Regions from separate parts of the Mus musculus genome. Here all the other regions are linked to region 1. The links are chromatin loops, found by intact Hi-C in ENCODE. Cell type or tissue: left cerebral cortex. All regions are shown on one strand. Region 1 has its middle 220 kb from the start of Cadps. Region 2 has its middle 17 kb from the start of Cadps. Region 3 overlaps Gm5087 (predicted gene 5087). Region 4 holds the start of Cadps (Ca2+-dependent secretion activator).

What was found. A loop is a pair of places that touch in the nucleus more often than their neighbours do. Peaks named below come from ENCODE experiments on the same cell type or tissue, not always from the same donor. Only the 100,000 strongest peaks of a DNase experiment are listed, where the experiment ranks them.
Region 2: a loop joins it to region 1, with 2.1 times the contacts of the local background. A loop is called at or near these places in 3 of 42 quality-filtered maps.
Region 3: a loop joins it to region 1, with 2.2 times the contacts of the local background. A loop is called at or near these places in 2 of 42 quality-filtered maps.
Region 4: a loop joins it to region 1, with 3 times the contacts of the local background. A loop is called at or near these places in 3 of 42 quality-filtered maps.

Annotation. Positions count from the first base shown.
Region 1 is chr14:13,034,436-13,042,435 of GRCm38, reverse strand. No RefSeq gene overlaps it. Among named protein-coding and RNA genes, the nearest start is that of Cadps, 220 kb to the right of the region's middle. In left cerebral cortex, no CTCF peak of the experiment used is centred here; DNase peaks (open chromatin) are centred at 2,150 and 4,836; H3K27ac peaks cover 1,450 bases.
Region 2 is chr14:12,835,684-12,843,683 of GRCm38, reverse strand. No RefSeq gene overlaps it. Among named protein-coding and RNA genes, the nearest start is that of Cadps, 17 kb to the right of the region's middle. In left cerebral cortex, no CTCF peak of the experiment used is centred here; a DNase peak (open chromatin) is centred at 4,534.
Region 3 is chr14:13,195,018-13,203,017 of GRCm38, reverse strand. All of the region lies in intron 2 of Gm5087 (predicted gene 5087), which reads left to right. Among named protein-coding and RNA genes, the nearest start is that of Gm5087, 86 kb to the left of the region's middle. In left cerebral cortex, CTCF peaks have their summits at 624 and 4,322 (motif pointing right); DNase peaks (open chromatin) are centred at 616, 4,337 and 6,791.
Region 4 is chr14:12,820,200-12,828,199 of GRCm38, reverse strand. Cadps (Ca2+-dependent secretion activator) reads left to right here and starts at 5,121. Exons shown (of 31, transcript NM_001042617.1): 1 at 5,121-5,896. The coding sequence starts at 5,462. In left cerebral cortex, CTCF peaks have their summits at 3,255, 6,396 and 6,661 (motif pointing left); DNase peaks (open chromatin) are centred at 4,437, 5,134, 6,181 and 6,649; H3K4me3 peaks cover 3,314 bases; H3K27ac peaks cover 3,092 bases.

The DNA.
Region 1 (8,000 bases):
CATGTAAGTGAATTATCACTACCAGATCCTGGGGTTCAAGATCTAGCCTCGACTGGAAACCAGGGTGTCTGCATGTAGCCCATTGCCCCACAATACTCCTGGCTTTGTTGAAGTCATCAACACCATTCAAGGTTTGAAAAAAATTATGTTGTACCTCTTTTCCCCCTCCTTACTTAACTGTAATATAAAACCTCTAATCCTTTGATAGAATATAGATTTCTTTCATCCCTTTGAATGTAATAGATTCCTGGCAATTCATTTCTTACAGCTGTGGTCTTTGAACTTTCTGGCAACATTTAATAAGACCTTTATAAGATCGGACTTTCATCTGCTCTACCAAATACAGAGTCCATAATAGGCACTCAATAAATATTTGTTGAATGGATGAACAAATACATGCAGCCAAGACATGCAAAAGTAATCATGGCATTAAGCTAAAAATAAGACAGCTTTGTTCCTCTGTAGACAAGCATCAGGGCCAAATTACCACATCCCCTTCAAGGAATTGTTCTGAATCAGTCACTCATAAGGAATTGTACAAAGCTCTTTTAATCATAATGCAACTATAAAGCAAAACAGAGGCTAGGGGATGTCTCCTCTGCATCTATTGTCTTTTAATTATTACTCTGGACCAATCTCCATGTCATCTAGATAGAGCCAAAATCAAAGAGAACCTGCCTAAGCACTCACTACCAGGTGTCTTTAGGAGAGGAAAATTGCCAGAAACCCAGAGACACATAAAAAACTGTCCAAGAAGATTCTTTAATATTTAAATAAAACAGGCCCCACCTGCACAGAGCAAAGAGCCCCACTGGGTTCTGCCTCTGCTCTGACAAGGACTTGTTATGCATCCCAGGCTGGACTCAGCCTCAGCATTCTTAGTATCTTTGGGACCTAGGCAAACACCTAGCATGTGTCTTTTCAGTCCTTGAGTGGCCTGCTTTTCTGTCATTAATGTGGTTACTTCCTGTGTGGACCTTTCTTCTATTGTCAGAACATTCTAGGCTTGGTCTTGTCTCCTGGAGTTTGCACTTGCCTAAGCTCCATGTCCAAAGCCTTCTCTGCCCTTCTGTACCTGTCTGACATTTCCTTTCTTTCAGGTCTCAAGTCAAATGATGCTTCCTTGGAATAATTAATTCTTCCTCTTCCACTCCCAGATGTTCATGATTCTCAAGTCACAGCTTCTTGTTATATTTTTTTTCTAGAACACTTATTAAATCCTGGAATTCTGATTAGACTTAATTTTGGTGCATCCTCCTCTATGTCTAGAAAGTTATTCTTATGTTCTTAAGACCTAGAGGAGTGTACAACACATGGGGTTTCAATAAATATTGGTCTAGAACAGTGTGTTTCAAGTGTTAGTGTGTATATGAGTGTCTTAGTTAGGGTTTCTATTGCTGAAAGAGACACCATGACTGCAGCAACTTTTATAAAGGAAAACATTTAATTGGGGCTGGCTTACAGTTCAGAAGTTTAGTCCATTTGCATCATGGCAGGAAGCATGGCAGCAAGCAGGAAAACATAGTGCTGAAGAGGTAACTGAGAGTTGTACATCTGAATCAGAAGGCAGCCAGAAGACTGCATATACTCCACACAGGGCAGAGCTTGAGCCTTTAAGACCTTTCCCCATCGTGACACACTTCCACTAACAAGGCCACACCTACTCCAATAAGACTGCACCTCCTAAGAGTGGCACTTGCTATGGGCCTATGGGAGCTATTGTCATTTAAACCACCACCTCTTGTTAAAATATATCAAGGTTGGAGATACTACTTAAGATTTCTTTTGGCTAAGAAATCCCTGGGCAAAATGCTGATATGGGTTTGTGGACAACACCTTGAGCTGTGGGAGGTCTGGTATATTAATTAGGTCACCAGTTGGCAAAAGCTTTCAATGTAGGACAGGAAATAGGATGAAAGTTGAGGTTCTTTCAAAGGCCATTTGAGCCAGCTTGGGCCACAGATCAAAGAGAAAGAATTATCCATCCTTACAAGCTGCATCCAAGTCAAAAGGATAAGCCCAGATTTTCCTGAGTCATTTAAGTGGTTTTGGCCTCAGTACCAGATTCCCAATGAACCCGAGCTGGCAACATTTTCCATATTAAATTTGCTTTGAAGATGCTGACTCATCCACCAGGAGCCAAAGTGCATCTGTTCTTATTCCATGTTCAATTCTATTTCCCATTCTTTATGCATTCAGTTGCACAGATCTGGTCAATGACTTGCTTTGTCCCTCATCGTGGTGATCCTAAAAGACCCCATGCTTCTGCAGAGCCACAGGCTCTGTACTATGGTGCAGCCAATCCTAAAGCAGTGTTCTGCCTCATAATTAACATGGAACAGAGGCAATAGAGACTCATGGTACACACAATGGTTAAGTACTGTGAGTGGGAAGTTGCGATTACCACTTAATTTCTATGTGACCTTGAGCATGGCACATACGCTAATACTTTCTGTTCTTCTTAATACGTGGGATGATCATAGTACCCAACTCATAAGGCTGTGATAACTCAAGGAGACAAGTCGTGTAAAGAACAGGACAGGGGTCAGAGCAAAACTGCACTGGAGATAGCAAACACAATTATTTTAATCAAATACTTAAAAGGTATAAAAGGTTTAGGCAAAGCATTAAGTTTTGTTTTTGTTTCTCAAAAATTACAAAGTACGTGTTAGAATCCCCATTTTAGAGATAGAAAAACAAAACAGTGAAAATTCTCCCCACTCACCCCTTGCCCCCCCCACCCCCTTTTTGAGGTCATTCAATTGGTTTTGAGCCCAGTTCTGATCACCTTAAGACTCTATTTGGCTCTATCCTGTGCTGACTGGTTTTTCGTACATTAAGTGGGCACTTAAGTCCTGGCTGCAAACTTTGAGATCTTCCCAAACAGAACACCAGCTCCATAGACGTTTGCTCTCAGGTGGTGACAATTTGAGTTGAAGATCATCCCGCGGAGTTCTCAGGTAATGTAACGTTATGAACTTTTATCTAATAAGATTAATTTTCTTGTTTATTTGCTTATTTTATAACTGTGTGATACCTGGTGTGACAGATTTTTGTCCCTACAAACATAATGGTTTTAGGCCTTGAGAATGTTTCTCAATGCCTTGTTTTCATTGGATAATCTTTGTTGTCTACTGACAGTTAATAACCACTCAGCATTTAGGGATATAAACCAATAATAGATTCTTGGTGTCAAGTATCCCAAAATAGCACAAAAGGTCCAACTCTGCCTGCAGCTCAGGGATGACTATGATATTTTAAGACAGGAATTGTGAGGCAGCATCACATTCACTTGATTTTCCATGGGGATCTCCCTGTGCCATGACTTTTAATAGCCTTGTGAGATGACATCTGAAATATGTTGTCCTGCATGGGGACATCTGGAGAACTACTGCTCTCAGCCTTTGAAGTCATGTGACAAGTTTTTCTTGATACTCTATGACACAAGTGGGAAATTGAGAAATCCCCAAGCTCAAGGGAAAGAATTAGACTACTTCTAATTTTTAAAAAAATATATATTATTTATTTACTATATATGAGTACACTTTACCTGTCTCCAGACACTCCAGAAGAGGGCATCACAATCCATTACGGATGGTTGTGGGCCACCAGGTGGTTGCTGGGAATTGAACTCAGGACCTCTGGAAGAGCAATCAGTGCTTTAACTGCTGAGCCATCTTTCCAGCCCCTACTTCTAAATTTAATAAGCATGGCCACAGTACTGACAAATGTATAGAATGAGACATGCTATAGTGTCAGTCTTTAAAAAATACAGGTGTTTCAACTTTCAACTTTACAATTTCTGTATTCTATGGCATGTACCTCAATGTAAAGAGTATTGACCACCTTACTAGAGGTCAAAAGCTTCTTGATTCTCTCAAATACCATGACAATAAGAAAGTAAAACCTACCCAAGGAGGTCTTGAGCATGCCCATATGCAGTTCACCTCTAAGGCTGAATTTAGAAGGGAGACTTTGGGGCTTTTCAACAGTACTTGCCAGGTGAAAACCAAGACAATCCTAAAGTGAGAAAATTTTTATTTTTTTAATTAAATACCTTCTTACAAAGTTCTTTTCTCAGTATTTATTCAGGCCTCAAAGCCCATTTAGGTAAAAGTCACTCTATATTCTCTGGAACAATACTTAGACAAGACAGACACTGCAAGACACAGGACATGTTTCATCCACTCAACCAGTAGTGGAGCAAGGACTTGGATCCAGTTCTCTCAGATAACCATAGGTTCAGTCTTCTTTGGATATGATTGAGTTTTAAATTCATTTTTATCTTCCAAGTCTCTTTGTTTGAAGTAAAAACTATTTTTAAAAAAAAACCTCTAAAGTTGCCTGATGAGGAGGTAAGTCATGTCAGTTATAGGAACTACAGCCACAGATGGATCCCAGAGCATGAATAGGAACAGTAGCATGTGCCTCTTTCCTATTTTAGGGTTCTCTGTTCTTCTATGTTCATTATTAAGTAGATAGTCCCCATGAGATGATAGTCAGCCAGCACCAGCTCCCCTCCTATGTCCAACCACTAAGCAGTTTCCTTTCCCTACAGGACATAGGCATCTGTTCTGTTCTTTCCTCTTTTGTCTGGACTTATGCATATTTGCTTTCAACTGAGGTCTTTATCATTGCATTCCCACCAACCATGGAGGAGCAGGGAGCTGAAATCTGGTGATGTCTAAGTGGAGTCTTTACCACCAACTTGGATTGTGCAGTGATAGTTGATTTCTTACAAGAATCTCAAGGTGAAGCATCCAGTGGAAATTTATCAGAGCGCAGACAGGCAGAAACATCAGGTGCTGAGTATGTCCTCATTTTGCAGATGTAAACTCTTGTAGCTGGCGAGAACAGATCTTTGTTCCATTTTTATCCATTCCTTCTCCCTGGCTCTCAGTGTTCTATGATTGCATCTGTTCCTCCTTCCTTAGAGGAAAAGAGTTGACAAATTTACTCATACTAAAGTGTGAGTCACTCAATCACCAGGAATCCTTGCATTCTAGCTTCTATAATGAGCATTTCCCTATTTGACTGATATCTGCTGAACACTTACCATGTGAAGGATATATATATATATATATTTGCAGTCATGGGTGAAATAAGACAACTATATCTTACATATTTTAGAAGATGTATTAATCTAATAAAAATAAGCCATTTCTACATTATAGGAAATAAAAGGTTACCAGAAAGAAAAGAAACACTTGAGTATTTTCCAATTCAAGGAGCTCATATACTAAAACTATTTTCTGTCTTCTGGGCTCCAGTGCCCTGACTCTGTTGATGTGAATACCCAGAATTACTATTTTTATTTTGCTGATAGTTCAAGGATCAGAATTGTGTCAATGATTAAACCTGAGGCATTTGTTCTGTAATATATACATTTTCAAAGTCACTGAAACTCTTTGGTCAGAGCAAAGTTCTGGGGCAAGCATGAACTGCCCTGCAAACCACTGTCCAGTTGGTATTAATCTACCCTTTCGTAAGCCACCCTTCTTTCTTCCATGGTCACATGACACATTATAGCAGGTTTGCCTGGTACTTTGATTGATCCCCTTCATGAGAATCACATCACAATAAAGGCTGCTACTCTGAAAACCTTTACCTCTCTGAATATGTTTCATATAGACTTTTGCAGGTCCAGATGGAAGACTGGAGACTGAATGCCCTCAGTGAAGCCCTAATTCAGTGTCAGATGACCTTTGACAAGTACCAATCTCAAGCTCTTTACACATCACAAGGCTTTTCCCATCATATGATGCATTTGCCAGCACTATCTCTTAGAGCTCCCCAAAGATACTGAACTCCTTTGCCTGTCTAGAGTATTTGAAGGTACATCCCATTGGCTTTCTTACCTATTCTGTCTTACATCTCACTCTTCTACTAGTGATTTCTGACCTCTTTCCATATAAATTATAGCATGCTAACCTTTGTCCAAAGGTCTTCTGCTTAGAAAGCCTAAAGTGAGTCCTCTTGTATGTTTGTTTGGACTGGTCACATACTGCCTCCATGTTTAACATTGTTTTTAAAAAGAGTTCTAACACTTGTCTTCAAATATATTACCAACAAAGAGGCTCCAAAGAAGTGTCTAAAGGATTAAACTAAGGACTCCTCCATATCTATGACCTGAAAACTTGACCAAGTGCTCCTGCCAATCAATCAGGAGATAGAGACTTTATTATATTACATATTACATATTTATTACATATTACATATCACATATTGTATATTACATATTGTATGTTATATTATACATTGTATATTATATTGTATATTGTATATTGTATATTATATATTACATGTTACATGTTATATGTTACATGCTATATGTTATGTGTTATGTGTTATTATTATACATTATACATTATTGTAATGTATAATATACATTATTGTATAATGTATATTATATATTATATTATCTTCACCATCACTCTGATACATTCACTCAACCCAAATCATTCTGAAGAAAAAGGCAGTGGGGAAGGAACAGACTGATATTAAAATGTTATTGTGCTAAAACAGTCATAGAGCGTGCAAAGAATGTATTTATTATGCAGAGCGCATCAACGCAAGAAGAGAACTTTTATTCTTAGGAACCATACAGGAATGGAAAAAGCCCAGCAAAACCAAGGCAGACCTGGAGGTTTACACCACAAAAGAGTGAGGAATGACCTAGGGGGATTTAATTCTGATGCTCAGTCTCTCCCTTCTTCATCCACTCTCAGATGTAACAAATCCTTCTGATGATAATTGCAATGTGTGTCTATTTATGGTGATCTGATGGGGGTGTAGAGCATCCTACTTTGGATTCTATTGATCACCCTCCATCCTGATTAATAGGCTTTCAGAAGAGCCGAGAAAGTAAACAGGAAGTCCAATACTTTGCTCCCTACAAAAACAGAGAAAGACAAAAAAAAATGTTGAATGAATGCGTTTATTTCCAAGAGTTTTAATAATAAAGTTTTAATTTAAAAGAATAGAAAGAAAATTCTATAAATAGATAGAAATAAAATTCAAATGAATCTGGTGGATAACATGAATGAGAGACGGAGAGAGGGAGTTAGTTGGAGGGAGAGAGGGAGGGAGGGAGGAGAAGAGGGGGGCAGGAAGGGAGGGAGGGAGCGAGAGAGGGAAGGAGGGAGTTGGAGGGCGAGATTCCTATAGATGGATGTTTCCACGCTCTTCTCCAATGCTTCCTTGGGACTACCAGAAAGAAATTGCACTTGGGAATTCACCACACTGTGGAAGAAAACACACTCTGCAATAACTCCTGAAAACAACTTTTTGTGCATTTTTAAATTTAGATTTATTTATTTTATTTTATGTGCATGAGTGTCTTATCTGCATGCATGTATAAGTATCACATATCACATACATGCTTGGTGCCCACAGAATTCAGAAGAGGGCTTCAGATCTTCTAGCACTGGGTTGAGGATGGTTGTAAGCAAAAGTATGAGCAGTGGTAACTGAACTCAAGACCTCCACAAAAGTAACCAATGATCTTGACCACTGAACCCTCTTTCCAGCCCCCTTGTCTGTGTACTGTTTAGTGAAAGCAGAGACAAATTGCTCCATCCCTGGAACTACCAACTTTTGAGATTAAATTCATGGCCTCTGGTAGATAGTTTGTGTCCTACTGGGTGTGTCCACCACCATGAGTATAAGGCCATCCCTATCTGGCTTCAGAAAGTTATTAGTAACAATTTCATAAAAGAACTTTGAAGTTTGGAGGGAAATAGGGTGGGGGCACTGGACAGTGGTGGTGGGAAGAATTAACAGATTATATATATACACATTGTGCATATTTGGAATAAAAAAAACCTAAATACATTTAAAAGGAAACCAAACTAACTACTTGATTAGGGTGCTGGGTTGAAAGCAACAGAAAATGTAGGTGCAAAGTAATTTGTTGATTGTTAAAATTAAAGGCAAGGCTTAAGAATTAAACTGAAGAAAAGCTACTAGATGCAGTGATGCTCTGGAGATCAGGATGCAGG
Region 2 (8,000 bases), 200 kb after region 1:
ATCAATAGACTAATACAAGTAATTTTTAAAAATAGCACTTTCCTCTGAAAATATACTTCCATTGAACAAGAATTTTTTTTCTGGGTTCTGACTCATTTCTCTAAGGATTAAAACAGAAAGAGGGGATCTTTGATGTACTGGGTGGTATTGGCCTAGACACTGTGCACAGTGGCTTCTTTCCCGAGTCCGGGTCAACGCTGGGTTTACTAGATATCGTTCATGGGCAGCCCCACCTTTCCTGACTGGGGAAAATGGTGAAGTCCTCTGAGGCTCCCAGATCATCCTTTTGTCAAGAAAGATGCACTGGACGTTCACATTCTATTTCCATCAAACTGCATCCTGGAACTCAAGAGTAAGAGGCTGCGAATGACAGCTTGAAGGAGGGCAGAGATGCTTGCTCCCAGGGGGAGGAGGAGCTTCTCCAATTATCCCTAGTTGAGCAAGGAGAGTGAAGGAAGCCAATCTGTAGCAGAAACACAGCCTTCAGGATTAAACGTTGGCTGGCCTGTGTGGACAGTCATTTTAGAGGGTCTGGGTGTCTTCTCTTTTTATTTCCTGATAATGATGTTTTATTAAGTTTTATTTCCATTAAAACTTAATTTGTCATCTTAGTTATTTTTATAAAGAATTCTTTACTTTTCTACCTGTGTGGAGAACAATTTTGTCCAGATACAATCCAACACTTCCAGGACTAGGCATTTTCTCCATTTATGTATCAGACAACCAACATTTCCCTAAGGGATGCTTCTTCAAGTAAAGGCTTTGGGTTTGTGCATTAAGGCACAAGGCACCCAATTAAACACATTCTCACAGTCTTCTGCAGACTTATTACATACAACTATCAGAGTTCTGACCCAGAGACCTTCAAAGATTTTTCTCAGAAATTCTTTATGCTCACTAAACTTTGCAAAGCCCAGGCAGGTGGTGACAGTGGATAATGTTTAAGTTGCTTGCAGGGAGGTAACAAAGTATAGCCATCTCCAATAACTGCCTTTTCCTGATCTCCAGAATGCCCCAGTGAGGGAGAGCTGTTCAAATGTCAAGGAGAAGGAAAATGAAAAAGAAAGTAACACAGCAGTTGCCCTTGGGCATGAGCATCATTCTCCTTATTCCATTAAAGTTGTTTCCTTGTGATTGCTGGGGAGACTCCTTCCTTAAAAATTCCAAAGGCTTTCAGGTCCTCATAAGCTCAGCTTAGCTGCTCTGGTGAAATCCATGGTTAATGTTGTCTTACAGACTTTGGAGTTTCTGTTGTCTTTTCTTCTACCCAAGATGGTAGTTTGTTGTGACTTTTATTTTCTTAAAGATGATAACATGTATTTTTCATACAAGGGATGGCAGTCATTTTGTGACCAGATTGGCTCACTGAGCTCTGAAGATAATCTCCCATGTGAGGAACAAAGTAGAAATGAAAAATGTACTTCAAGATTTCATAACTGGAATTCAGAAATAATGAAGGGAACAGGAGAAGCTGGCAATGATACTAAGTCTGATACAATTACCAGATATATAATAAACCACAGGCTTGCAGGGAGGAGAAAACTAGAGATTTGTCCATGGTTAGTGGGAATTTCATGGAAGGTAGAAAATGGTAAGTCCTTCAGATTAGATAGTGTCCCTCAAGACCCTACTGGTATGATTTAAATATGAAATGTCTCTTGTAGACTCATGTGTTCCAGCCTTGGTGGCTCTATTTTAAGAGATCCTGAAAACTTTAGAGATGAGGTCTAATTAGAAACTAGGGTTTTTCTTATGTGTTCATAGTCTCTTTAATAAAAGAATTTTTAAACAAACTTGTAAAACAAATTTGGGGACAATTCATTGGCGTTTGAGAGAAAAACATAAGCACAGACAGGCTGTAAATCTTGAAAGCAGTCAGGAAGACGGAGATGGAAAAAAGGAAGGGGCCAGTCATACCATTTGTAAGTAGCCACATGACAAAAGGCAGCCAGTGACACAGGAAAGAGTAAGAAAGCTCAGAGTACTAGGGAAAGCACACACATACCTAGGCTTTGAGCAGAGATATAAGGAAGAAGAAGGAAAAGTTAGACTTTTCTAAGTATCCCAGAAAAGTTTTTATGAGGAGCTCTGCAAGTGACTACCTAGGAAGGCGCTTCTAAGAAGTACACTGTCTCAGTAGAGGATAATTATTCCTCCCATCTCCTTAGCAAGGCCTCAAGCATCAACCCTCCTCTTGGCTAGGTTATTGGCAGAGTCAGTTGAATTAACTCTTTAGGGAAGAAATCAAAATGTCACATCTCTACCCAAGGCCAGAGGTAGATTTTATTCTTTTAAACAGAAGTAAACAGCTTTTCTTTAATGAGCTCCAACAGTACCCTAATATCTCTCCTGTTTGGATCTCTGTGTTTCCATGCTGCACGCTTTTCTTGTCATGGTATTCTACCACATGAGAGGTCCAACCTCCAGAAAGCCACGGTAAAAGGGCCATGCTGAAACAATGAGCCAAAATAAGGCCTTCTTCCCTCAAGTTATTTATAGCATGGGTTGTGTCATAACAGTGACAATTAAAAGTTTGACTACTAAGCCCCTTTAAAATGACAATTCCATTGAAATTGTTGAAACAATAGGAGTCGAACCATAGCTCAGTGGTTAGTCACTTGCCTAGCATATCAATGCCTAGGTACCACAAAGAGAAAAGGGGCACACTAAAAAACAAAACTAGCAGGGAGCCCTTAACAGCAGTGGCTATATTCTTAAAGAGTGTAGGAAAAGAGTCAATGGTTATGATGATACACTTTAACCATTACTTTCTATAAGCCTTGTTACTTAATCCTTGGAATAATCTTATGAAATAAGGATAGCAACAAGAAAAAGCAATTCTGAAATAAAGTAACTCACTTAAATGAACTCACCATGTGGACCAAGAACATATATGGCCAGGACCTGGACACAGGTTTGTGTGGCAAAGGGATTTAAATTTAAATGTTTCAATGATAGTAACTACCAGAAATCAAACTATAAGCTAGATAAAATTTTTATCTATAATAAGATAATAGCTGAATTTATGCATTCATTTGCTCAGAGAATACTGACATATCCAAGAGTCTGGACTCAAATGAAGATTATGGGCACTTGCTGGAAAAAAAAAGAGAGGAAATGTCTAAAGAACCATGTTTGTATTCTCAAAGGAGCAGAACCATGTGGATACTTTGTTTATGTCCCCCTCAGACCTCAGGTGGAGACTATAGAGTGTTCACCAACATGTTGCAGCCTCATTAGCTGCAAAGGTGCTCAAATGGGGGCAGGAGAAAGCCACAGCCCGAGAGTACACAGTTAGGCAGGAAAAGCTCCTCCTGGCTCAGCTTCTGCAGTGTTCTTAGGCCTTCACTAGATTGGATGAGGCCCACCTGCAGTAGAGAAACTCAAATGTAAGTCTCATCCAACAAGTCCCTCACAGACACGCACAAGGAACTTTTAATGTCTGTGCACCCTCTGACTAGTGCAGATTGACTTACAAAGTTAGCCATCTCTGCCAGTTAGTACCTATCTGCCTAGGGCTAGCAGGGAGCTTCAGTAAACATGACAGGTATCACCTTTACTGACTCTACCTTTAACCCTCTGTACTGTTATCATCCCTACTACTCCCACATGCAGGGCATGTTGACAGTTATTTAATCCTAGACTTGATAAAGTTAACCAAATTTAAATTAAAATTTGCAACGAGGAAGCAGGCTAGAGTAAATCTAACTGGTCTAGGAAACTCATGGTTTGAGGCTAGATCTATCTACTTCCAGAAACTGAGAACGCTCTTCTGTGGGCCATTCTGCTCAATTCTCCAAGTCCTCCTCTGTTTTCATTCTCTAGAAAAGATTTTAATTTCAAATGTTTTTGGCAATATCTCTCATAGAGGGCTACTTAAGCAAAAACAGACTCCCCTGCCCTACCCCATCCCATACCACCCAGATTCCCTTTCCTGGCACTTTCCTCTTGGAGACACATTGGATCATAGCTCACTGTCAGCATGCTTCTCTGCTTTCTCATTCTGCTTCATAGTCCCACATTTGGAACTCCTCCCAGGGGACCCCATGGTACCCAAGGCACAGATCTGTCCTCGAATATTCCACAGGCTGTTACCTATATCCTCTTATTACCTGTGTTTCCTACTAGGCTGCAAGATGCTCAGAAGTTGACAACTTGCCCATTCCACTTTGGTTTTGCAGGGTTCATCACAGAAACTGATACATAGTGGGCACTCGGGGTGTGTCTGCTAAATCAATGAACCACTAACCAAATTCTCCTGTTCAGGGTTATTCAACAATCCCACTGGCAAAAAAAAATGGTAAAAGTATCAGAGCTCTCTCTTTACAAAACCCAACTCAAGTGACAAGGGATGTATCTTTTAAGAGATAAAAAAATATCTCTACATGTCAATTACTAGAACTGAAATGCTTTTGAGGTCTTAGGGTGCACTTTCAGGAGACTCTTGGCTTGCCTTGCTGTTTTTCACACAAACCTTGTCTATTTGCATTCCCAGACTTTGAGATTGGCACATGCTGAAAGGAATCTCTAGGGGAGGAGAAAAATCCCAACTCAGTGATCTGTTCCAACAGGGACAGAAGGATTGCTGCTTCATTTCCTGCCAATTTTTAAATTATGAATATTTTGGTATGCTTATAAGTAAGCAAGACAAGCCTACCAGGGAATCAAATAATCCCTGAACATGAAAACATAGATTATTGTTTTTCTTCCCTCTTCCTCTCCAGTTGCTATATTTTGCTTTCACAAAGCAAAACAGGGTCAGGTAGACAAGAGAATGGTCTTGAATTTTTTTAATTCACAAAATTGCTGCAATAGGAAATTTGTTCTCATATTCTCAAATCACTCAAGTGCACCCCCTTAATGATTTTTCTTACAGATTATGAATAAATTATCTAATTGTTTAAGCCATTCTTTTGGTTAAAAATTACCTTGTTTGACCCAAACCTCCATTACCTCTCCAGCTTGGAGAACTATTGAAGAAACACCCTTTGAGATATTCCTAAAATACAGAGACCTTTAAAAGAATTCCTAGTTCAGAAGAGCAAAAGTGAGTGGAGACATCCTTTCAATTTTCTGAAGTAGAAGAAAAAGCTTAGACTTTATAGCATATTCCTGTAGTAATGTGCAGCTTGGCTTTTGTTATGCTAATGAGGCACACACTACTATTTGAGCACTCACTCTATTTTCCTTTCATATGAAAGTACTTTCAGAATCCAGACAGCTTAAGTTAGAGCAAGACTACCTTTATCATCATGTTAGAAACAGATCTTCCAGCATCAGCATGTGTTAGTTAGCCAAATTAATGAGAACAATAAACAAAGAAACCAAGATTAGCAATGAGCACACTAAATGGGAAACTCAATCTTTTTGCAAGATCGTCTCTTTTTTTGTCACTTGAATGTCATTGCTAAATATAAGATAGGAATGCTTTGTTGTATAGTCGCTTTATGTTTCAGCTCACAGACTTTCTGACACACCCCTATTCATGATCAAACACACAGTTCACAAAAGGTTTAATTGCATCTAGACTTAACAAATATTCTACTTTGGGTCTGCAAATAAGACTATAGGAAGGTGGAGGATCTATTTGTTATGCAAATACAAGCTGGTGGGAGTTCTTTCTAAAAACAATTTAGCTGAGGACTCAAAAAACAATGTTTGAATGGCCTCTTCTTTCTCTTCTTCCTGGGATGTAATCCTCACTCTAAGCATGGTGATACCATCTTTTGTGGTCAATTGACAAATAAGTTCTTCCTGATATGATAACTTCATATGCTTTTGCAATTTGTCTCTCATGAAGCTCTCTCTCTCTCTTTCTCTCAAACCATACCAGTAGTGTCTTGAGGAATGCTATCTAATCTGAAGGACTTACCATTTTCTACCTTCCATGAAATTCCCACTAACCACAGACAAATCTCCAGTTTTCTCCTCCCTGCAAGCCTGTGGTTTATTATGTATCTGGTAATTGTATCAGACTTAGCCAGCTTCTACTGTTCCCTTCATTATTTCTGAACCCCAGTTATGAAATCTTGAAGTACATTTTCATTTCTACTCTGTTCCTCACATGGGAGATTATCTTCAGAGCTCAGTGAGCCAATCTGGTCACAAAATGACTGCCATCCCTTGTATGAAAAATACATGTTATCATCTTTAAAAAATAAAATCACAACAAACTACCATCTTGGGTAGAAGATGGTTACAAAGGCAGGCAGATCCTGAGTTCAAGGTCATCCTAGGACCAAGAGTTTAGGTCTAGGCCCAGAGAATTTGGGAATACTAATCTCAGGACTGAATTCTACCAAGTTAAACTCATTGTCTGTGCTTAAAAAGGCAGGCAGGTATCTGAAATATAAAAAATGGAAAGAAAAAAAAAAGTGCTTGCTGTCTTTTTCTAAGAAACTTGAGGACTGGATCATGGAATGCAGATTTGTGGGATAATCAAAGAGGAACCCAGAATAAATGACTGAATTGATATGTAAATAAAAGACTGGGCTTTAGTCTGAGAGAACTGTGCTATCTGGATGAGCTGTCTGGAAATCTCCAGAGAAAGCTGTCTCAAGCCAAACACAGGCTGTGAACTTGTGCCCACAATTTGACTTTAAGTCATTTCTTCTGCCATTCCCAGATACCCCTTCCTCAGAATCCTCACCAAGTTGAGGCTGCTCATTGACAGTACACAGACATATGAAGTCAAAGCACCCATACAGATTAAGTTTAAAAGTAGTTACGTAAACATACAAACAAAGCAACGACAAATAGCTATGAAAACCAACTAAGTATTTAACATTGGAACTATATTGGTAATTATAGAATGTAAAAAACTATAAAGATGTCAGAACATTGCCTTTATTACTAAGATAACAGACTACCTGAGAAAATTTAAAGGAAAACCTAAATTATTTATAAAATCCAGTTTTCTTTAATTTTATAACTAGTTTTTCATATGGAAAATTAATTTTTATCATCATCAATTTGTGCATGTATGTATGTGTGTATGTGTGTATGTGTGTATGTATATACATGTGTGTAGGTGCCCAGGTAGCCCAGAAGAAGGCATTGGATCTCTTGGAGCTGGAGTTACAGGTATTTGTGAGATCCCTGAAGTTCTGGGAACTAAACTTTCCTCTGGTAGAGCATTAAGTGCTCTTAACCTCAGAGCCATCTTTCTAGCCCCGGGAAGGCAATTTTAAATTCACACACATTTTGTCAACTTGGGCAGAGTTTGAACATTCATCGTTTTTTATCTCCTATCTTATAAAATGTCTGCAAGACACAGAGAATCATTTGTCCTAAACAACACTGAATACATATCAGAACCCAGGGATAAAGTCCTTTTGTGATGAAATCATTCCCATGCAACCTGTGACATCACCAGAGGGCATACATATATATGGTTGGGAAAAATGATTACTCTATTTTAATTGGTTACTCAACTGCCTGAGAGTACCATGACACACATGATTGTTTTTCTCCCATTCCAGTAACCAAACCATTCTGGTCATTATATGGAAATTATACTGCTTAAAATCTTGGCCATACAAATGACTTAGTGACTCATAGCTCCTTTTTGTTGTTAGACAGTATAAATAGCTTTGCAAAGGGGTTGCAGCCTTATGACATTAGTCTAACTTTTTACAGGTCTCACTGTGAGCTGATGCAGAGGCCATGGAAGGGATGTTCTTTACTGGCTTGCTTCCCCTGGCTTGCTCAGCCTGCTCTCTTATAGAACCCAAGACTACCAGTCCAGGGATGGTCCCACCCACAAGGGGCCCTCCCCCCTTGATCACTAATTGAGAGAATGCCCCACAACTGGATCTCATGGAAGCACTTCCCCAACTGAAACTCCTTTCTCTGTGATAACTCCAGCTTGTGTCAAGTTGACACACAAAACCAGCCAGTACAGGTCCTGCTTTAAGTTCTGTTCAGCCTATCTGCTTATCAATATACCAGTTTAGTCTCTTCCTTATTCAGATACCTTCCAAAAATATAAAAGGAAAGTA
Region 3 (8,000 bases), 160 kb before region 1:
GAGCAATTGTTACAAAAACTGCATGGTACTGGTACAGTGACAGACAAGTAGATCAATGGAACAGAATAGGGGAATGCCAGGACCAGGAATGGAAGTGGGTGGGTTGGGGAACAGGGGCAAGGGGGAAGGGATAAGGGATTTCAGAGGGGAAACTAGGAAAGGTGATAACATTTGAGATGTTAATAAAAAAATAAAAATAAAAAAGAATAAGAAAAAAAAGAAAGAAAGAAAGAAAGAAAGAAAGAAAGAAAGAAAGAAAGAAAGAAAGAAAGAAAGAAAGAAAGAGAAGAAGCCGGATGTGTATTCCAGCTCTCCTGCTCCTTTTCAGCCTGAACTTGGATGAGTTCCTTCACTTCTCCTTGTCTGTACATCAGCAGTGACAACTTGCACTAGGGAACATGCCTGGAGTTTACAGTGCCACCATCATCTCTGGCATTCAGGGTCTCAGCCTGGGCACTCAGCTCCCTTCACTGCCTTCTGTGAGCATTAGTACTCAAGCCAGGTGCTTTCAGAAACCAAATCCCAGCTCTGTGTAGAAATTTAGTCAAGAAGGCCCATGCCACAGAATCTGTAATATCAGGTGTTGACTCAAGCTTTATAAACCCTAGCACCGGGAGGCACCAAATGATAACAGATGAATGAAATGCACAGTGCACAGTGCATACAGTAAGAGGTTGTTACTCGCAAAGCCCAGACCGGTGTCAATTCCACTCACTCCCCTCCCACAAATGAGAGTTATGGGGACAGTAGAGAAATGGCTGGCAGCAGAATATGAAGTGTGACAGCAGGAGTGTGATCATAAACAACTGTAGTCTTTCCCCAGCTCTACCATGCTTTACCTTGTAAGTGTGTTATTAAACTTTCGTGAGCTTAAACTTTCTCATTAAAGAGAGTCATGAAATATAGCATGGAGGGGTAGTTGGGGTTGTTGGTGTGTGCTGCAAACATTGTCCAGAGCAAGCACAGCCATGCAGCAGGCCTAAATAATAATATTAATATTAGTCAATGATAAGGACACTCACTGTTCTTCCTTAAAGCTTTTTTTACTAGACACTTAAGGTCAAGTCTGAATCACTCTTAACCACAGGGCTTCAGCCTTGCAGTGCACCAAAAGTGTATAATAACAACGTAGCACTGTGTACAGAATGCAAACAAACAAAAGGGGCCTCTGCTCATCCTAGAGAGATCCTTCTGCACTCAACAATCAGGAAGCAGATGTGACGTGCTGCTTCCAACTGCCAGGACACCTGCAGTGTATGTTCTTCACACACACGATGTGACTTGTGGACAACATGCTATTTCAGAGAGCTAGGCTCCCTTCTAGAGCAGGTCTGATAGGGGGTAATATCATGGAAGGAGACATTCTTGTGAGTGGCCTGCCAACTGCCTGGCCCAGAGTAGAATCCGAGAGCTGTTCAGAAATTATCTGAAGCCAAGCTGGAGATGTACCCATATATTCCTAGTGAACAGTTAAACATATTTCTAGGAAAGGGGATAACATTTGAGATGTAAATGCTCAAATTTCTGTATTTCTTTGCCCCCTCAGAGCAAGGACAAGAAGCTATAATTTACCATGTCGGATGTACTGAACATTGTAGCCTGAGATGGCCCAAGAGTTCAGCAAATGAGCTAAGCAAGATATGAAATAGAGTCAAAGGTATAAATAACTGAAAATATCCTAGTCATTTTACATAATTTTTAGCAGTCTTATATGGATGCAGTTTTATATATACTGTACATATTTACATATACATACATATATATATAACTTCATATATATAATACATATATATGGGTTTTGTAGAAATAGAAATATCCCAAAAACTTTTTAGATAGTGATAAATAGAATGTGGTATATGCTTACAGTGGAACACTACACAGTAACAGAAAAAAGACAATTGAGTAATATGCATAACCACAGAGAGAAGTTTCCAAAGCATCAGGTATGGAAGACAATGTGAGTCTAAAAGCTGCACACTGTGAATCTATATAGAAACCCCATAAGAATTTCTAGAAAGAGGAAAAGCTACAAGGTCCAAAAATATAGTCATGTTTGAAGGCTATTGGAACACACACACACACACAAATTGATCATAAGGATCATACCAGTACAAAACTTGGCAGAGGGGACTATCAAAAATGGTTGCTGTAATTAACATGAACTAGAGATTTAAGCAATTAGATGTTGCATGGGCATTTACAGTATCCTGGAGAACCTGGACCCTGCACTGGGCAGAGAAAGTGAGGAGAACCATCTCAAAATACAAAGAGAACCAATGGCTCCAATCTGCATGATGCTCAGGTGGTAAAGAAAGTTGTCCCCAGATCCCCATAAACAGCCTTAAGATGTATGAGAATATATGTTGTGTACTTGAACTGTGCTAGAAAAATAAGAAATATGATCTTTCTTACACCCCAGGTTCTGTATTACAAACCCACTATGGATTCTTAACCTTCAATTATGTATTTTCGTGGAAATATTGTGGCTGAAATACCCTCAGGTTTTAGCGAAGGGACCCTGGACAACTTAAGAGTTGAGCATGGCCTTAGCAGACCTTCCACTTTTCCCTTACTCCCTCTACCTTGCTAAAAACTTTAGATTACATTCCTCAGGCTAGCCCCCCAAGCTCTATTCCCTTATTTGGCTACTTCTTCCTCCTGAAGGTGACTACCAAGTTCCAACTACCAAAATATTAAAATCCAGCAATCAAAAGTCCCCTTTGTCTCACCTAATTAACATGTCCAATTAAAAGTAAACACCTCATCCTAAGATGGAGTTCTCCCTTTTACCTTTATAAACTGCCATTTGCATAGTGGGCATATATGTCTCCCCTCTATATGCCCTTTGTCCTCTGGGACAAATATCCCTTCCTCTTCTCCCTCGTCCTCCAAATCCTGTCTTTGACTCTTATTCCCTTCTCTTTGCACCTCTGGGGCAAATAAATCTTCTTCGGGCTGAGAACTTGGGCTTGAGTTTCTGAGCTGATACCAGTCCTTACAGTTACTGTTTGTTGTCTGCTGTGATAGGGTAATAGTCAAGTTTTTCAGTCCCTACTTTAGTATTCCAGAGAATGTCAAGATAGGGGGGGACTGTGTTGTTTTCATAATAGTGAAAATGTATTCACTATATTACAATGTAGTGTTTACAATGTAGATAAATTTGTAATAATGGTACTGTAATACCATCTGAAAAAAAAAAGGATGAAATCACAGGGATCCTAAATTTTCAGTCATGCTTCAAAGACCTTGCCAACATAGAGAAGGCCTGCTTGATGTTCCCCTCTGAGTTCCAGTTCTTAGAGCATGAGTTCAAGTGCCTGACCCTGTTAGACCCTGATGGTCAGAGCATCATCTTGGCAGAGCTTCCTAGAAAGAAGGACTGGGATGTCTGCTGTTCAAGCTTCTCTACCCAAGGCTTAATTCAAGGACCTTGGCTGCCACCACTGTGCAGGTAACTCAAGTGTCAGCTGCTGGGTCATCTGCCTAAAAACTTTCCACCAACAGCCTGCCCAATTGATTTTGTGTCTCTACAGATTCACACCACACCTCCTGCAATCCAGTCACCTCTCTCAGAGTAAGGCCATCTATATGGGTCACCTGAAAAAACAAACAAACAAACAAACAAACAAACAGGAGAAAGAATGATAGAATTATGGTCCCAGGGGGTTCCCAAGGTTTCAAACAAGCTGACTTAGAACTTGCTCACTAAGCAGGGACATCCTATTGGCAGACAAGAAGATGAGGATGTTGGTTCTGGAGGCTCGGCTCTTATCTTTTCTATAAAGCATCATGGTATCTGAGTTCCAAAAGAGTCCCTGAATCTCATAATGGTTTCACTCCTCTTGCTCAGGTTAAGTATACTTGGTTTCAGCTGCTTACCGTCAAAGAGCCTTGAAGGAGAGAAAACAAAACAAAACAAAACAAAACAAAACAAAACAAAACAAAACAAAAAGCCTACCATACCTGGAAGGGACAGGGTGGGGCCAGGCAGGCTCCATATTCTCATTTAAGAAGACATGCATATCACTGACAAAATTAACTTATTTCTCATCTGTAGCTAGGGGATCACAATAATCATCTTCCATCTTAGAGATTCATAGATAAGACTAATTTGTTAGAAAGTTATTATGGAATGAAGCTTACCCTTGTTAAGCTTCTTGACCAGTGGGCTGCATCAGGTCATCTAGACACCGTTGGCTTCCATGGGATCCCTGGCCAGCTAAAGAAGATGTGAGTACTACTCCTTTACACAGTTGAGAAAGAACAACTGCATTCAAACTTGCAACCTAAAATGAGCTACACCACTACTATCAGGAAACAGAAGGGGGCACCCTAAGAATGTGTAAACAGTAGTTAGCAGACACACTAGCAAACCTTTTAAAGGTCCTGTCATGAATGCTTTCTCTGTAGTACAGGAAAGGAAAATGTGGTTCATTTTAGAACTAAATTTATTCCAGGGAAGTCCATGACTCAGGGATAAAATTTAGAACTACCTAAGTCAACCTCTGAGAGCAAGAGAAAGACAAAGGAAAATGATTTCCACATCTGTGGCATACACTTAATCAGATTGTTAGGGTAACATACATAGGAACTGTCTGCATTTAATAACTTGGAGGTTAGAGGGAGATGGTAAAATTACTTCAAGGAGTAATTTATCCATGCCAAACATGGCTTTTTTGAAGACTGTTTACAAATGTGCACAAGCCTGAGAAACAGGTGTACAGGTTTCTCCAAGGTCATCAGCAAAGCTAGCCCCTAGCCTGGCATTTTAATTATTTCTTCAGATTGAAGCAAACTGTTTTCTCATCTATGAGAACTCTGAAGTAAACTGGTAGATCATCCAGAAAATCGTCATCAGATGAAACAATAAAAAGAAAGAGTTTGAAGAGATGAAGACAAGGAGAAAGAACAGTAAAAAATGGTTGAAAGGGGAATGTGGGGTGGGAGGAATGGGAGAGAAAAGCACAAGACAAGAGAGCTACAAGGGGAAGGTAGGGAAGGAAGAAGGAAGAGAGGAAGGAAGGGACAGAGAAAGAAAGAGAGAAAGGGAGAGAGGGAGAGAAAGAGAAGAAGGAAGAAGAAAAAAGGGAAAGGAAAAGATAAGATAAGACAAGACAAGAAAAGACTGTAAAACAAATCCCTCTGGGATTTCAGAAGGACCTTCATTGGTCTGAGTGACCAGGCTTTTCTATATGTTCCTTCATACACCTGGAGATCAAACCCAAATCCCAGGCCACACAGTAGAACTAGACGACTCAGGAGGACATTTAGGAGGAAGCCAAGGGTGACTCTTAGCAGAGCCATCGAAGCAGGAGTATTGACTTAGCAAGCAAAGAGTGGCCTTCTGTGAACGGCTTTGCTTTCACCAGCTGTTCCTCAGTTAATGAATATGGAATATTGACTCAGGGGTGTCCCCAAAGGTGGCCAGAAAGCAATCTCATTTCAGTCCTGTCAATAGCCCAGTGCCTAGAGGATGGTGCCTAGAGGGGGCACAGTTCACCCCCACTCTGCCTCTCTTCAGAGCCTTAGGCCAGTGTGTGTGTGTGTGTGTGTGTGTGTGTGTGTGTGTGTGTGTGTTTATGTTCACCAGATGGGAATGGCCTGTCATAAAGACATAGAGACACACCTGGTCACTGTTTTCTAAACACTGTTTAGGACAAGGAGAAATTGAGTCTTTAACTTTTTAAAGAAATTACTATGGTAAATAAATAAGCTTCTTTTAAATGAACTCTTAATAGTTTATTTTATACCATATATGTAGAAAATAATATTGCACATAAGTGCTCCACCCTACACACACTGGAGTAAAGCCAAAGGAAGCCTTTACATATCTGAATGTCTGTATTCTCTCTCATGTAGTTCATGTATCTAAAACTTGCTGTGTAACTAAAAATGACATGCACTTTTTATCCTCTTACAACTAAAATTTCCGGTGTAAAACATCATGCTCAGTTTTAGGCAGTACGGTGTATGTGATCCAGGGTTTCCTGTGTGCTAGGCAAGTATTCTACCTACTGAGTGACATTTCCAGCCATACAGTCAAAAGAGAATTTTAAACCCATCAATCCAACTCGTGTGATGGTATGACTATAAACACGAGGAGGAAAAGAAAGGCAGAGGGATCAGAGACATGAATTTAAGGACGAGCAGGTATCTGGACAGTAGAGTCAACCACTAGTTGATGGGAAGAGGTGTTCAGATTAACAGGAAATATCGAAAATTTAGATATGTTAAAATTACCATGTACTGAGAGCTCGACATGGCAAGGAATTGATCTCCTGTGACAATGATGATTAATCTTGATTGCCAGCTTGATGAGATTTAGAATCACCATGAAAACAACCTCTGAGGAATTATTTAGGTTGTCTTGATTAGGGTAGGAGCCTCACCCTAAATATGTGTAGAACCTTTCCATGAGAATTTAGAACACAAAGAAGAATGGGAACTGAGTACCAGCATTCAATTCATCTCTCTCTGCTTCCCTACTGCACATGCAATGTGACCAGTTACCATGCCTGCTTCCATAACATGCCCACTGAGATGGACTGTATCTCCTCTGTCTACAGTCCTTGACCATTCCCCTCAACCCTGAGAAAACTTATTTTCTTCAGTTGCTTCTTGCTATGTATTTATTTTCTAGCAGCAATGAGTCATGCAACAAATACTGTGACCAAAAGCCTTTGAGAACAGGATCTTGCCTACAGCTCGTAGGTGACAATGAAAGTAGAGCCTCCTCAGTGATGGCTTGAGGTGATGACAGCCCAGTTGGCTTAAGGAGAACTGCCTCTTGAGTAGACACTGAGTCACAGGCCATGGCTCACAAAAATAGACAAGAATATGTTTCTTGTTTTAAGCTGCCATGTTCCAAGGTGGCTCATTATACAGCAATGAATGGTTCTACACCAGCACTGTTTAAGAGGTTTTCCATCTCTTGAGAAGCCTAGCACTAAGACACCAACCAGGGTTCCTCTGTCTATTGTGGGTAAAGAGCTTTGGCAGTTATCTCGTTCTCACAGACTGGCTTTTCCTCATTCACAATCAAAAATAATAGAGCCTAGAATTGCTCATTTACTTAGTCTCATCTGTGAGACTTGTAAGAGAGGTTCTCAGGCCATGAAGTGGTACGCAAAGTAGCTCATTCTATTCCACTTTGTGAAGGTGGACATGAAAGGTCTTTACAAATTTGAACAATTTAAATACATGTTTTATACATACAAATTTAGCACTGGAAAAACTAAAACTAAATCCAGGGGCTCACCTAACTTTTTTTTTTTTTTGAAGTAGGAACTTAAGTCCAAGTGTTATGGATTGTTCAGCTAATACCCCTCAAAGAGTTCGACCCAGCTCATTGGCCCTGGGAGAAACAGTTCACCTCACCAGCATGTACTGGGCCTCATTCTCTTCATTGCATTCGGCCATAGAGACATTTATTATGTTAATTTGTTCCTTCTCTTGAGGAATTTTTTTAAATTTATTACGTATTTTCCTCAATGACATTTCCAATGCTATCCCAAAAGTCCCCCATACCCTCCCCCCCACTTCCCTACCCACCCATTCTCATATTTTTGGCCCTGGCGTTCCCCTGTACTGGGGCATATAAAGTTTGTGTGTCCTATGGCCTCTCTTTCCAGTGATGGTGGACTAGGCCATCTTTTGATACATATGTAGCTAGAGTCAAGAGCTCTGGGGTATTGGTTAGTTCATAATGTTGTTGCACCTACAGGGTTGCAGATCTCTTTAGCTCCTTGGATACTTTCTCTAGCCCCTCCACTGGGGGCCCTGTGATCCATCCAATAGCTGACTGTGAGCATCCACTTCTGTGTTTGCTAGGCCCCTGCCTAGTCTCACAGGAGACAGCTATACCTGGGTCCTTTCAGCAAAATCTTGCTAGTGTATGCAGTGGTGTCGGCGTTTGGAAGCTGATTATGGAGTGGATCCCTAGATAAGGCAGTCTCTAGATTGTCCATCCTTTTGTCGCAGCTCCAAACTTTGTCTCTGTA
Region 4 (8,000 bases), 210 kb after region 1:
ATTCAGAACTATTAAGAACTGGCTCCTTGAGCTCACCTAGTGATGAGTATAGGCTCCTTCTCCTAGAGACCTCCGCTGATTGATCTTTTATCTTTTCCTTCCTTCTAATCTCTCCCCAGGTATTCTTACCTGACCTAAACTTTTCCTCGGGTTCAAGACCCGTGGAAAGGCCTGTATACTTATTTTGTGTACCATATTTCCTCTTTGCTCCTACTCTCTCTCCCCGCTTTACTTCTGATAGATTGCCCTGAATTTCATCCAGAATTTTCAGCCCTGCCTTAACCACTTGATAACATGTGAAAAGGAACAAAAAGGCTCCTAACACTAGAGAAAGTTCAAGGCCAAACATACCTTGTAAAGCTATTTCCCACTTTACTTCTGATAGACTGTCTTGAATTTCGTTAGAAAGTTCAAGGCCAGACGTACCTTGTAAAGCTATTTCCCACTTTACTTCTGATAGACTGTCTTGAATTTCGTTAGAAAGTTCAAGACCAGACTTACCTTGTAAAGCTATACTTACGGGTACCCTGTTCCCCAGCTGAAGAGTTCTGAATTCACGCAGTTGAATCCTTCTCAACAGTCTGTGTTGCGGGAACACTTCATTACCACTGTTCCCCAGCTGAAGAGTTCTGAATCCAGGCTGGATCCTTCTCAACAGTCTGTTTTACGGGAACCTTTATGACCGTGACCCGCAGTTCTGGTTCCGGAATGAGGGATCTTCCTTGCGCCGGTGATGGTAACCGTCCAGGGTTTTCTCATCCCAGGATTTCTCGTCCCGGGTTTTCTCGTCCCGGGTTTCGGCACCAACTCTTACACGCGTTCGCGCGACTGGCCAGGAAAGACGCAACAAACCAGAATCTTCTGCGGCAAAAGCTTTATTGCTTACATCTTCAGGAGCCAGAGAGCAAGAGAGCAAGAGCAAGAGAGAGCAAGAAAGCAAGAAAAAGAACAAGAAAAAGAAAGCAAGAGAGAGAACAAGAACAAGAAAGCAAGAAAAGGAACAAGAAAGCAAGAGAAAGAATGGCAAAACCCCGTCCCTTTTAAGGAGAATTATCCTCCGCCTAGGACGTATTACTCCCTGATTGGCTGCAGCCCATCGGCCGAGTTGTCGTCACGGGGAAGGCAGAGCACATGGAGTGGAGAACTACCCTTGGCACATGCACAGATTATTTGTTTACCACTTAGAACACAGGATGTCAGCGCCATCTTGCAACGGCGAATGTGAGGGCGGCTTCCCACACAGGCAGGGTGGTACACACACTTAATGCCAGTATTCAGAAGACAGAACCATGCAGATTTCTATATTCAAGGTCAGCCTGGTCTACAGAGAAAATTCCAGGACAGCCAAGCTTAGTCAATGAAGGAAACCATCAAAACCAGAAAGCTGGCAATGGTGTAAAAGAACAAGGGGGACCATGGTCTAGCCCCAGCAAGCAGCAGAACTTGGTAGCTTTGGTCATGTGACTCTGGATTTAAAGTTAAGACTAGAAGTGGTTACTGGGACAATTGATGCTGGTTAGCTGGACCTAAGAAATTAGCAGTGATCAAGAAGAAACCAGCATCACTGAGGTGAAATCTTCTGGGAAGTGTTTTCTGAGAGCATAAACTAGCTGTGTTCCAGAGATAGCAAAGGTGTACCTTGCACTGCTGCTGGACTTGATAATGTGTAAGAACCACCCAGGTAGTACTGGTTTTGAAGGCATGAAGGGGTCATGAAGAACAGCTGAGGCTTGGCACTGTGACAGGCCTTAGAAGGCCACTGGTAAAGGTACAGCCTCCGTTGCAGTTGATAGCTCAGGACTGAGAGTCATGCAAAGAAGTTGAGGCTTGGACCATGAAGAGAGCCTGTGAGAGGCTATTGGTGAAGCCTAGTTACAGCATAAGACTCCAGGGAATTAGAGATGATAGTACCCTGGGATGATCATCAAGAACAGCAGCAGCAGTGGAGTAGAGTCAACTGGAGCCTAGAGTGCTACAGAGGTCAGAGCTGGAGAAGAGATACAAGCCCTTAGGAAGAGTCCAGAGGATGATGTGTGGATCCCAGACACTGGAACAAAGAAGGTGTAATGTTGAAGTTACTTTGGATACCCTAAGATGCTAGAGATATCAGAGCTGTGGGATACCTGTTGAGGAAAGCTGCTAACAGGGAGTGGAAACAGTCCAAAAATAAAACGTTTGTTGCAGTCAACAAAGATGAAAGGAGTTGAAGATATGAAGATATCAGATATGAGATATCAGATATGGAGATGCAAAATTTGGAGTTTGCCCAGCTGCTTTTCCGTCTTGTTTGGTCCAGAATTTACTTACTAGGAAGTTTTGAATGATAGTGTATAGCCTATGATAATGGAAGCATGCTATCTGATTTCTGATTTTGATTTTTAGAGGATTACAGTTAAATGATTGGAAGACTCTTAGAAAAGACTTTGAACATTGTATTTTTAACATTATTGAGACTGCTATAGATTGTGGGACTTTTGAATTTGATCCAAATATATTTTTGCATTATGCTATAGCTAGCTATGTCCCACTATATGTTTGAACAATCCTATGGGAGCCAGGTGGTAGTTTGAATATGCTTGGCCCAGGGTGTGGCACTATTAAGAGGTATGGCCTTGTTGGAGTAGTTGTGGCCTTGTTGGAAGAAGTGTGTCACTGTGGGGTGGGCTTTGAGACCCTCCTCCTAGCTGCCCATGAGCTAGTTTCTTCTGTTTGCCTTAAGAACAAAATACAGAACTCTCAGCTCCTCTCTCACCATGCCTGCCTAGCTGGACACTGCCATGCTTCCTGCCATGATGATAATGATCTGAATCACAGAACTTGTAAGTCAGTCCCATTTCAGGGTTTTCCTTTGTATAAGTTGTCTTGGTCATGATATCTCTTCACAGCAGTAAAACCCTAACTAAGACACTATCTAAACTGTAGATTTCTATCTTTAATAAAAGGTGGATATTGCATTTCTACATTAAGGACTATTTGGAATAAATAACAATCCCCCAAAATCTGCAAAAGTATAAAACCAAGCAAAATCTTATTACATCATTTCATGAAGTGTAAATAGATATACAGACAGAATTCACATCACTGTCTTCACTGTGTAATAATTAAATGTACAAACTGTTACAGGGAACATATTTGATCAATTAATGATCTCTGTCTGGTCTTAGCACACTTTCCTCAAATTAGTTCCTTCTCCCTAAACAACCTCTTTATATGCTAAGCGCAGTCTCTCTGTATGGTCAAATGCATTATAATCCAGCTTTCTTTGTCCTCTTCACTCACCCATAGGGGAGCTCTACAAAGCTCTGTACTTTTCTTCCTGTGTCCTGTCATTACATCTCTCTGAGTCACCACTTCAACCTACAATATCCATTCCCCATGTTCCCTCTTGAAAGTTTCATTCTCTTATTTGATAATATAGTTCACTATATCCCAATTTGCTTTATTCATGAGAACCTTTTTCCATTTACAAACCTAGATTTGTTGACATTATGTTCGAAATAAACGTGCCGCACTTCTTTGTGTCTCCCAAAGGAGAATATACTCTTGTGAGAATCTTCTGAATGTTCCATGTCCAGAAGCACTTAGAGCAGTTCATTAACAAAAAAAAAAAAAAACAACCAAAAACCAAAAACCAAAAAACAAAAAAAAAACCAAAACAACAACAACAACAACAAAAAGCTTACTAACAGCTGTTGATCCACTGACTGGATTACCATAGTTTTCTGCTCCAGACAAACTGGTAAACATGTTTTATTTCCTCAGAAGAGTTTAATAGAACTGGTAGACTGTCAAAGTTTTCACACTGTTCAATTTTAAAATGTTAAATGAATTTTAAAAAGTGGGCCATTAAAAAATAAAGGCCATAAAAGCTTTATCTTTTATGTATGATAAAAACCAAATACTAGCAGTGAATATATTACTTAATTCAAAAAATGAAGAGAAATTTTTGGAGTGAAGTACAGATACATTTTGCTTTGAGTTCATTCACATATTTAATCAGGTTTACCAGAAAGCTTATAGTAAAACTCGTGGTAGATTGTAAAACACAGAACAACAGTTGTTATTTAAAATTTAAAGTCATGCTACTCATTTATAAAAAGCAGCTGATAAGGGAATTAGAAAATATGCGAGCATACAAGCTGAAGACTAGGTCTTTAACTGGTTTTCTGATGCATCTAAATTCTCTGGTTAGGTTCAGCACGCTGGCCAGCTCCCCCGTGCCTTCTGGTCCCTGTTGGCTTAAGAAAGGAAGGATTCCAGAATAAAGGCATCATCTGTATTAATAATGACATCATTTATATTAATAATGACAATTCCACAACTCAAAGTAAAGACAGTGTAACAGAGACAGTAAATTCGAAATTGCTGCTGCCGAGTTTGGGGGGTGTCTGATTTGGTGTGTGTGGTTCCTGTTCCTTCCCTCAGATCTTCATGGAGGAAGGAAGGGCTGAACAGCCAGAAACCTGGCAAGGTTCAGCAGAAAATACACGGACTTCTAGAGACTGAAAAAAGCTTCACTGACTTGGAGTTGGGGACGTTTGATTTCTACTTAAATAGCCGAACTTCATGATCCATACATTAATTCACTCTGATTTGATGCATTTGTATTTTACAGTGGTATTGATTGTTGGAATAGAGGTTTACACAGATGGAAAAAAAAAAAAAAACACACACTGCCTCCCCTTCCCACTGCTCCCTCCCAGCCACCACACCCCAGTTGAGAAGTCTGAAGGTAACATCTCACTGAATTCCTCTTTCTGTGACCTTTGGACGCCTGCAGAAAGCCTGGTTTTTGCTGGTCAGAAGCTACCATTGGCTTCTTTATTTTCCCTCCCCACCCCTGGAGGGAAAAAAAAAAACTTTTTGTCCCCGGGAGGGGAAAAGAGGACGAGGTAAAGAGAAGTGGTCTAAATAGGACAGGGGGCAAGGAAGACTGGGGGGCATGAGGGTCAAAAGTAGTGAAGCTCTTTTGGGGCGCACCGCACTTCCCCCCTCTAGGCCTTTGCAGTCGCCCTCTCCGCCGCGGACACTGGAGAGTTAAGCCAATAAACACGTAAGCGCCGCTCGCTCCCCAATCGGCAAGATGCCTCTCCTGCTCTTGGCTGCATCGACAGCTTGCAACACTCGGCATCTTTTCTGGAGGCGCCTTCTTCAGCGGCTGCAGATGGCATCCGGCTGCGGGCTCCGGGCTCGCAATTGATTCTCGCCCTTGCCCACCTCGGGTGCACACACGCACCTCTCCCTTCTCCTCCTCCCCTCGCGCTCCTGGGTCTGCGCTCAGCTCGCGCTCGCCGGGCGGAGGAAGCAGTCGCGGCGGCCGAAGCTGAGCAGCAGCGCTCGCTCTCCCTGACCTAGGAAGAAGCGCCTACCCGGACAGCCGACCCTTGGCTGCCTCCAGCGCCCCCCACCTTTTGCACCCCAAGGCGGGGGCTCCGGGGACCCCCCTCTCCCAGGCGCTACCATGCTGGACCCTTCGTCCAGCGAAGAGGAGTCAGATGAGATCCTGGAAGAGGAGAGGGGCAAGGATGTGCTGGGCTCGGCCGCGTCTGGAGCGCGCCTGTCTCCCAGCCGCACCAGCGAGGGCTCGGCAGGCAGCGCCGGGATGGGGGGCAGTGGCGCCGGGGCCGGGGTGGGCGCCGGCGGCGGTGGGGGTAGCGGCGCGAGCAGCGGCGGCGGGGCCGGGGGGCTGCAGCCCAGCAGCCGCGCCGGCGGCGGCCGGCCTTCCAGCCCTAGCCCGTCGGTGGTGAGCGAGAAGGAGAAGGAAGAGTTGGAGAGGCTGCAGAAGGAGGAGGAAGAGAGGAAGAAGAGGCTGCAGCTGTACGTGTTCGTGATGCGCTGCATCGCCTACCCCTTCAACGCCAAGCAGCCCACCGACATGGCTCGGCGGCAGCAGAAGGTAGGTGCGCCGCGAGGCCGGGGAGCGGCGCCTTATTGTCGCCCGGCAAGCGGGCGGGGCGAACAATAGGAACCCGCGGCGCAGCTGGCTAGGAGGAGCTGGGGAAGGTGAAGACCGCGCCCTGGGATTAGGGGCCCCGTCTTGCCACCGCCCAGCTTGACTCGGGAGATGTCCCTGGGATGTGACAGGGGCCTACGGCACAGGGCTGCGCGCACGGGCCTCCCTGTGGGGGGAGCCAGGCGGGAAAGTCCCGCTCGCTCTGTGACCTAAGTGGCGCGGGAAGTGACTTGCAGCTGGCAGCTCTCACAGAGGCCTTGTCTCTTTCGGAGCTCCCTGCGCTCCCGAGTGGCGGCGGCTGCGTTGCGCTCTGGCCCGCCCTCCGGGGCGTGCACTAGGCGGGCGCAGGCTCCTGGCAGGTCAGGGCGCGGGTGTGGAGCTCTAGCATCGCTGGACTCTTGGGGCAGCGGGCAGCCGCAGGGGCACGCAGGGGAGAAAAAAAAAAAAGCCAGCCCAGGAAGCGAGTTTTCCAGTGACTTAGCCAAGGGCGCCCCCTCCCAACCTGGTCAGCTGATCGCCACCTAGGGTAACCTAGGGGTCGTCCTGCAGCAGCGTTTTCCTCTTGCCAGTAGTCCCTCCAATCCTTTTCCCCTTCTTCATGGATCCCAGAGCAGGGGCGCGCCTAGTGGGTCCCTGTGCCTGGGGTTAGCACTTCTCTCATACCCTCCTTTGACCATCTTCTCCTCCCAAGGTGACTTCGCCGCCACCTTCTGGCTTCGCTGAGGCTCTCCAAGTCCTCTTGTTACTGGATTGATAAAAGTGCAGCTGCAAACAGCTTCTCAGTTATAGTCATAAAAAGCTTTTTGTGTCTGAGGCAGAGGCAAGGCCATGCTGGCTTTGAGCTACTTTTGATGGGGGGGTGGGGGGTGGGGCATTACTATCTCCAACCCGAGAAAGGACAAAAGGGAGGTGAGGTCACCAGGGGCTGAGGGCCAGTGAGGAGGATCAGCCAGAAAGGGGTCAGGAGCTCAGTGGGAGTGAGTGCACTCGGTTTAGTCTCTGGGAACAAATGAAGCATTTAAGCTTGCATGAGGTCAGTTGAACCCGGGAGTCATGGGAGGTTCTAGCTGTAGCCCATCAAGGTTGTGAGACTATTTCTTAAAATAGTAGTTTAAGAATCGTTGCTGCCATTTAAATCTAAATTTTATGTTGCTCAAGTAAGATGTTGGATCTTTCCATATTTACCTTGCATCCTTATATCGAGGTAGAACAGATTGCTCTGTTTGTTTTGCTTATATGTGTATACACACCACCCAACCCTGTCAGTTTATTTTACCTACTACTGCATGGATGCCAGTTTTATTAAGTCAAAAAGACTCATTTCCTGAGTGAGAGATAAAAGGTGGGCCATACTCACCACCCTCCACCCCCATCCCTGCAATACCCCTTTACTTTTGCTTTCCAACTGTGGTAGGGCAGAAATATTAGAGATTGTCAAATTTTGATAAAAAATTTTAGGTTAATTGTGGCTCTACATAGTCAGCTGATCTAAATTTCAGCTTGGAATTGTATTACTTGTCTTTATACTATGGTAAATTTTACCTTCAAAATCTCATCAAGGATTAAATTAGTCAAAGATGTCCTAGACTTTTGCTATGAAAACTGACTTTAATCAGAATGAAGCAAGGCTTTCCATTAGTCAGTCAAAGGCTTTGTAGCTTTGTCCTTTAAATAGATGAGTAGGTCCAGTGGTGGGAGAAAGAAACAAGAAAATACTGTAAGAATCCAGTTCTGTTAAGTTGAAAGACCACTGTGAGACCATGTCCCTCCGATCTGACTGCATATAGTACCTCACCCCATCCAGAACTCTTATTTGAAGAGAAAGCCTGTTTTTACATGTGACCTTTCAACACCAGAGAGACTCCAGCACAGACTGATAACTGGCTTTCTGTCAATCTATTTTTAGACACTGTAAAAACTATTGCTAAATATACATCCCAGCAAAACAACCCCAGGCCTAGTGGCTACAGTGAGAAGAATATATATATATATATATATATATATATATATATATATATATATATATATATATGAAAATAAAGTTTCC